3 separate regions of the Mus musculus genome follow, and all the other regions are linked to region 1. The links are chromatin loops, found by intact Hi-C in ENCODE. Cell type or tissue: left cerebral cortex. All regions are shown on one strand.

Region 1 (2,500 bases):
AGCAAAGCGGGAGAGACACATTTAATCACCTAAAAGCCAGATGTGATGGTGGTGTGTGGAGTGATTTTTTTTAAGGCAAGCCAGGCCTCTATTTTTTATCACTTTACAGTATGGTGTTGTGTTTGCATATACAGCTATGCACCACATGTGAATGCCAAAAAAAAAAAAAAAAAAAAAAAGAGCAGCAGATGCCCTGGAACTGCAATATACGGAGTTGTGAGCTGCCAGGTAGGCACTAGGAACTGAACTCAGGTCCTCTAGGATGAGCAGCCGATGCTCTTAACCGCTGAGCCATCTCTCCAGCCTCATCTGTGAGTTATTTATACCAACTTCTGGTGTTATCTCTTGATGACAACATTTATAGTTTACAACTTCCCTTCCCTATAGGCCAATTACAACACTGAGCAAAAAAAAAATACTGTAATTCATGGGATCTCTCAGTATGGGAAGTTGCAGAGGTCGGGCTTGAATCCAAGTCCACCAGTGTTGCAGATCCTGAAGACCTTTGCCACAGCGCACAGGGGCTTTGCTGGCCAGGGAAACTGCAAGAGGCCTGAGCTGACTTTAGCGAGAAAAGCCATGGAGGTAGAAAGGCCTGAATAAGGTGGAAGTGTCATGGAAGCTTTTGAAGAAAGTGGGTCTTATTCCACGCCAGTTCTTAAGTGATACTTTAAAGAGGACTTTGGGGGAGGGGACTATGACAGTAAGCAGCAGGCAGAGGCAGCAGCGACTTACGTGGAAGAGAAAAGAAGGTTCCTGCTTGGACACAGTAGATAGAGAAAAGGCAAGAGGTAGTGGTACCGGGTCTTAAATAACAGGCTGTAGAATTTAGTCTTATAACCCCAGAGCGTTCCCCAGCAGGGATGGGCAGGGATAAAAGCAATATTTGGGAGTAAAACTCTCTGATGGCTGAATGTGACATGAGTTCTAGCAGAAAGAGAGTGGCCAGGCAAGAAGGAAGTGGACCCCAAAGGAGACACAGGGTATGGAGGTTTTAAAGCAAGGAAGTAACAATTTTCTGCCCAACCCAGTTGCCACTGGGCGCAGATGCTGGGATCAGAAACACATGCACATCAGCTCACAGGATGTTCACCACAACCCCAGGGATGCAGCCTCACCCCATTTTAAAGAAGAAAGAACAGAGGCTTGCTAAGTATCAAGTTGGGCCTATGAATGCAGTTTGGTCTGGTTGCACAGTCAATGCTCAGAGGCACCAGACAGAGATCGTAGTGGGAGCTCTGCAGTCTTGGTAGCTGGCCACAAGCCTGAGACCTCATCTAGGAAAGGGGGCGCTGCTAATCCACCACAGGGTGCCAGGCAGCTGGTTTAGGAAACACAGTCTGCATTTGCAGCTTGGAGAGGACTGTGTTGCCACCCACACCCCTGGATTGAATCCCAGCCGTCTGAGAGAGCAGGAGAAAAGAGAATCGATCCTATCTGGCTCCTCAGATAGGCACCATGTGGCTTTGCTTTGAAGACCTGGGTTACATTATAGCTTAGCCCACAAAGGGCCCTTGTGATGCCTGCATGTGACCCGGACCCATTGGGATGGCACCTCTGCCGCCTCCTCAGCTTTGTGGTTGACCAAAATGTTCAGAATAAGATTTTTCAATAAATGGCTCATTCTGCAGTTACTCTGCAGAGAAAAAAAAAGTCAGGTCACAGGCTTCTGAAATGTCACCCCTGCATCTGTCCTTCCACTGCTGCAGAGGCTCCAAAGCCGAGAGCTGGGTGCAGAGAGGTTCGGCGCGCCCAGACCATCTGTTGCATGGCTGAGAATACTTGAAAGAGCCGTTTCTCGCACAGCTCAGTGTGCGCGTGGCCTCAGCCTGTGGCCCTGGCTCTCACCAGCGCATTTTTGGGATTCTTTTTTTTTTTTTTTTTAAACAAGTCACATGTGTGCACAATTTAAAGAGACTAAGAGCTGTGTGGAGCTTGATGAAAGTTAACAACATTCTCTGACTCTCTCTAGAAGCAAACATTTCCCCCAATTTTAGTGAGATGGATCTTAGGCTGTCTCTAAGTACTTAGCTTATATTGCTTCTCTTTGATTCACCCTTGTTAGGAATTACCCACTGTCTCCCCACTGTGGAAGATGAGGATTTAGCTGACACTCATCACCATCCCTGCCCTCGGCATGCGCATGCTCCTTAAGTTCCTGGTTACATATACTCTTGATACCCATTGCTTTTGTTATCTCTGGCAAGGAGGCATTATGAGTGACTCATAGTCTAGTAGTATAGCTTCAAGACTTTACTTCTGGGAGAACATTTTTTTTTAGTATCCTATGTATCTCTCATGAATCCAGAGGCAACCTCGCCTCCAGCTTTGTCAGCCTCCTCTGCTGTGTACTTTAAGCCGTTACGTGTCAATCAAGTGAAATTCCCAGGAAAAGTTGTACCTACATTAGACACCGCAGGACTGACTGTTTACAATTTCAATGATCATGGAGATTTGGAATGTTCTAGGCACAAAGTCAAAGTATACTGGGTATGTTTAG
Region 2 (2,500 bases), 470 kb after region 1:
GAACCATCTGTAGCCAATGACTTTGAACCCATAACCTCTCTCCAGATGCAAGCTCCCCGGTATGGATCATTGCAGGCTTGAGAGCAATGAGGTTAACTTCTGTGACTTTTCTCAGGGATGCTTGGAATTAAACCTTGCTGTGCAAGTTGGACAGCCAAGTCAGGTCCCCTGGTCGCATGCCACTTGGCTTTCCCATTTTAAAGAAAGTTCAATATGTAGAGATAGGGATATCTAGATAGATATAAACACTTATTGTCAACATTCTCACCTTGTTTTTAAGTTGTCATTTAGTCAGTCACTTTATTCCCAATTATAAATTTCTCCCAAACAAAGGAAAATAAACAATTGTTTTACTAGTTTAGTGTAAAGGAAAAAGGACTAGTGGGAAGTGGGGCAGTGAAGAAAAAAACAAACCAACACATTATAAAAACTGATGCATCTTCCTCCAGACTTTCTTGGATTTAATTTACCAGCAAATCTCTTGGAAACAAACTGAATCTTTCCTTTCCCTTCTTGTATCCCATATTTCAAACTGGAGATTCTTAGTCATAAGATCAGAGCCGTGAGGGGTCCTGAGAGCCAGAGCTGGCACTGCCAGGGAACTGTCCCAGGACAGTACGTATGCTAAGCAGGTTCTCTTCTGACTCCTCCCCGAGTCCTACAGCCAGAGTTTAAAATCGGTTTCTTTCACATTGTGTGTGTGTATGTGTGTGTGTGTGTGTGTGTGTTTCCTTTCCCTATATTCCTCTCCTGGGAACACATGCGAGGTTTCAGCTGGGCTACATCTGCCTGTGCTGTGTATATTTATTCTGGAGTTATAGGGTAGACAATGTAAAATGTTTGTGACAGAGTAGATACATTAACCTTCCAAAACATGGCTGACCCAAGGCATACACCTTCCTGGGTTTCTTTCCCACTGGTACCTTGTGTGCCACCTGAAAGTGTGGGGTCTTTCTTAAATGTGTTCCCAACCACGGGGCTTCTTGTAGTGCTTATCTGATAAAAGGATTACAGTGCCTTCCATATGGATCCAGTACAATATATTAATTCATTAAAAAGTTTTTTTTTCTTGCCTCATGCAAGCTTCCCCCTGTCTTTCCCTAGAGAGCAGGGACTGTCTCTTATCAAATTTTTATTTCATATACCAGCTAATATAGTATATTACATGAAATAAGAACTGGATTCATTGAATTTAATTTTTGTCTTTTGATGTAACTTTTAGGTGTTTTTTTCCCCCTGCATTGAGTTTAGTGTGGGCAAACTGTAAGCAAGATCTCCACCTTGTGGGCATAATCAGAATATCCTCTAATTAGAGAACTACATTTTATAGTGGTGATTAAGTTAAACTCAGAACACTAAATGCCACCGTGGGCCAAGTTATGTCCCGAGGGCAGCGGGGCAATTCACAGTGCTTGGTGACTCTGTGGTTTTGGCTCTTGGCAGAATCTGTGACTGTGTAGTGCCTAGTGACCCACTATGGTACCCTGCATGGGGAGTTCTCTTGCCCACTGTGTAACAGTGGCCAGGGCACAAAGCCTGGCACTGAGCGCATATTCAGCAATGATGCAATGATTCACCTAGAACGAGATGAAGCTTTTCAAGTAGCATCATCACGTTTGTTTGTTTGTTTAAATATCTCACTGCTACAGGATACAAAGAAACTTTTCTCTCAAGTTCTTAAAAGGAAAAAATAATATTGGTGAGGGACTGAATGTGAGGGGAGCAAGATTATTAGTCTGGGAAAGTCCACTTTAATACCAGCCACTCCAAGTTCCAGACTCTCACAGTCACACTAAGGGTACTGATGAAAGGAGGCGTGAAGAGCCAGGCTAAGATCTCATGTCTCAGATGATGAGTGGACTTCATGTTTGAGCCCCAGAACCAGACTTAGCCCTAGGCCCGAGTGTACTCATGACCAGGATGAGATGTATGAAGCGCTTTAACAGTCAAAATGCAGAACTGCAGAAAACAGAGGGATAAGCTAGAGAAAGCAAGCACACACACACACACACACACACACACACACACACACACACACACACAAACACACCCTGCAGAGTGGTATGCCGTTTGAGTTATAGCAATGTTTGATTATTTTAGACAGTGTTTATAGAACCTGCCTCTGCTTTCCTGCTAGCTGACTGCCCTTGTAGCTCCTTAGATTTGAAGCCTGAAGACAGCAAGCACCCCTGCATTCTCTGGGGCTCTGAGATGGGGAAACATCATCTCTTTAGACCTTCAGCAGTTGCGTAGGGATCCCCAAATAAGAACCTATTTTCTCTTTTAAGAATCTCTTAGTACTCCTTAAGCTTAGACCTCCAATATATTCACAGTTGCCTGAAGTCCTGTGTGAACAATGGTCAGGCTCACAGAACCACACTTTCTGGGCAACTTAGGAAAGGTGGCACGAGCGCTGGGAGCCAAGAGTGAGGCTCGAGGTTGAAAGGCTTTCCATTTTCTGACTTGTTCCTTGGGCTAGTTTTTATCTCCCATGCATTTC
Region 3 (2,500 bases), 50 kb after region 1:
GAGGAACTGAGAGTTCTATATCTTCATCTGGAGACTGCTAGCAGAACACTGACTTTCAGGCAGCTAGGGTGAGGGTCTTAAGCCCACGCCCACAGTGACACACCTACTTCAACAAGGCCATACCTATTCCAACAGGACCACACTTTCTAATAGGGCCACTCCCTGGGCCAAGCATATGCAAACGATCACAGGTGCCTAGCATGGTCTAAGCACTCAGACTTTCGGTAGAGGGCAATGAGCAGTAACAGAGTGGTAGAGGGGGCTGGAGAGAAACCTCAGCTCCAACTCAGGCTTACAGAAAGGCCTTGCAGGCTTGTGGTGAGACCAAAACAGCTCACCAGAGCCCTGTAATGCCTTCTGGTCTCACCTGGCTCAGGCGCATCTGCTTCTTCCTTCCAAATGTCTTCTGGGCCACTCCTGACCTCCCAGTACCCTAGAGATGTAGGTCAGGATCGTACGCTGTATCTAGGACCAGCCCCCACCTGACCCAGGTGGGCACTACAGGCAGGCATCCCCACACTTCCTCTCTTCCAATGGGGGTTCCCTCACCTTGCTGTTCCCTCTACCTAGCAGCCGCTTCCCTCTTCACAGACTCCTGCCCACCTCCAGATTGAAACTGCAAACCTCTGCTTAGAGGACTCCACTCTTATCCTATTGTGCCCTACACTTTTCCTTACACGACTCACATGCTTGTGATTGCCATTTGCCGCCTGTCTCCATGCTCTGCAGTGAGCTAAATGAACATAGTACGTGGGCTTGCAGGAAGCCGAGCCATGGTTATCCTATCAACCAATGTGGGTGGAGGCTGGGAAAGGAAACATCTTTTGGCAGAAAGTGGTCCTAAAACAGTTCACCAAGCAAAGACCCAAAGGAGGCGAGAAGACTGTGGGGTGGGGCAAGGGTGGTACAAAAGTCCCTGCCACCACAAAGTACCTCCTTTCACAGCCTCCAACTGCCTCACTGTGACGGAAATATGGCAGAACTCTGTGCCTCAGCTGCTGTCCTGGCAAAGTGCCCAACCTCAGCTTACACCCACCTGCAGGGGGTGGCAGAGCTTATAGAACTTGGGATGGGAACTGAGAAAAGGGAATTATCTACAGGCTCTAAGCCCAGAAAGCCCCGTGGACCTGTGGCAAGCCTGGCTGGATGTAGGCTCATGTCCGCAGGATGGCTGGAGACCCTTCCTGGCTGGGTTGGCTCATGTCTGCAGCACGGTTGGGGACCCTTCCTGGCTCCTTGTTATTTTCATTCTGGCCTGAGACACAGGATGCTGGATGTGAAGATGAAGGCTGTATTGACAGGAAATTCCAGACCTCATACCTCTGGCCTTCTTAGAAGCAGCGAGACACCAGCTCCTGTTCATAGTAGCCTTAGCCACCACCCCTGCAAGTCAGACTCCCTGGCTTTGACATAGTCAAGAGGGACAGGCGAATAGAAGGCCTCCAGAATTGTACAGTGCACCTTTGAACTTAACCTCTCCCCCATGGTGACCAGGGCATCTGAAGACAGGGCTCCCTCCCCCATCCTTCCCTCTCTCTCCCTCCAAAGCAGACTGCTAGGTCTTATCACCTCTCCTGTGCGAAATCTCAAATCTGCCTGTTTTGCTCCACAGGACTTGGCATTTGCCCTCCGTGTCCTTCATTTGGTTATAAAAGTGGAGGCCCAGCATGGTCTCTCAGGGCCAACCTTGGCCTCTGCCTACTACTGCCCATCACACCTGAAGCTGCTCTTTGTGTAAGTCTGACCACACGTGTCTGCTATGTGTTGCTGCTGCTGCTCTTAGGATGTAATGATTTCTGTGACATCACAACCCCCCAGGCCCTAGCCGAGCATCTGTGCACGGTGACTTAGGAATCTGCATTTGTCAAGCACCTGGCACAGAGCAAGGCCGAGCAAGGCAGTGCTAACTGTGTAAGATGGACCAGTGTTCTCGGGGGAGGCAGAGGAGGCTGCACTTACAGGGCTGAGCCCTATGGGGTGGGTGTTGATACAAGTGCTGATTAACTGTTTGCCTAGATACTGTATCACAAACAAACAGGAAATTAATTCTCCATCTTTCAATTCCCTTTCTGAGTTTAATTGCAAGCCATATAATTGGTCTCAATTTCCTTTAAATAAAAAGCCTTCTGCTATCAATATGTAACAGCAAGGAACTCCAGCTCTCTGCTACCTCGGATACTTCTCCTTCCTCCAACACATGGGGAAACAGCTGGACACATTCTGATATATTTTTGAAGGGCACTAAAACACCCCACCCAGACCTTCGAGGTAGCAAAAGCAAGGCAAGTGTGTGCTTTAGACACCTGCAGGCAGATGTAAAATGTAAGCGTGACAGGCAAGTGCGTCCAAGCATGGGCTTTGGAATGAGCGTGAATGTGTGACAAGCTGTGTGATCTTGGGCAGGGTGTGACCCTTCTGAACCTAAGCACCCCAATGTGTAAAGAGAAGGCAAGTTATATGGACGGCTATGAGTCAGACAAGGCGCAAGTGGGCGACCTAA

What was found. A loop is a pair of places that touch in the nucleus more often than their neighbours do. Peaks named below come from ENCODE experiments on the same cell type or tissue, not always from the same donor. Only the 100,000 strongest peaks of a DNase experiment are listed, where the experiment ranks them.
Region 2: it touches region 1 in a loop (6-fold over the local background); 3 of 42 quality-filtered maps call a loop at or near these places.
Region 3: a loop joins it to region 1, with 4 times the contacts of the local background. A loop is called at or near these places in 3 of 42 quality-filtered maps.

Annotation. Positions count from the first base shown.
Region 1 is chr2:101,981,857-101,984,356 of GRCm38, forward strand. All of the region lies in intron 4 of Ldlrad3 (low density lipoprotein receptor class A domain containing 3), which reads right to left. Among named protein-coding and RNA genes, the nearest start is that of Gm39888, 8.8 kb to the right of the region's middle. In left cerebral cortex, a CTCF peak has its summit at 1,316; DNase peaks (open chromatin) are centred at 1,349, 1,662 and 2,219; H3K27ac peaks cover 757 bases.
Region 2 is chr2:102,452,300-102,454,799 of GRCm38, forward strand. No RefSeq gene overlaps it. Among named protein-coding and RNA genes, the nearest start is that of Fjx1, 1.8 kb to the left of the region's middle. In left cerebral cortex, a CTCF peak has its summit at 1,281 (motif pointing left); a DNase peak (open chromatin) is centred at 1,268; H3K4me3 peaks cover 164 bases.
Region 3 is chr2:102,032,166-102,034,665 of GRCm38, forward strand. All of the region lies in intron 4 of Ldlrad3 (low density lipoprotein receptor class A domain containing 3), which reads right to left. Among named protein-coding and RNA genes, the nearest start is that of Gm39888, 41 kb to the left of the region's middle. In left cerebral cortex, a CTCF peak has its summit at 1,028 (motif pointing right); DNase peaks (open chromatin) are centred at 810, 968 and 2,364; H3K27ac peaks cover 893 bases.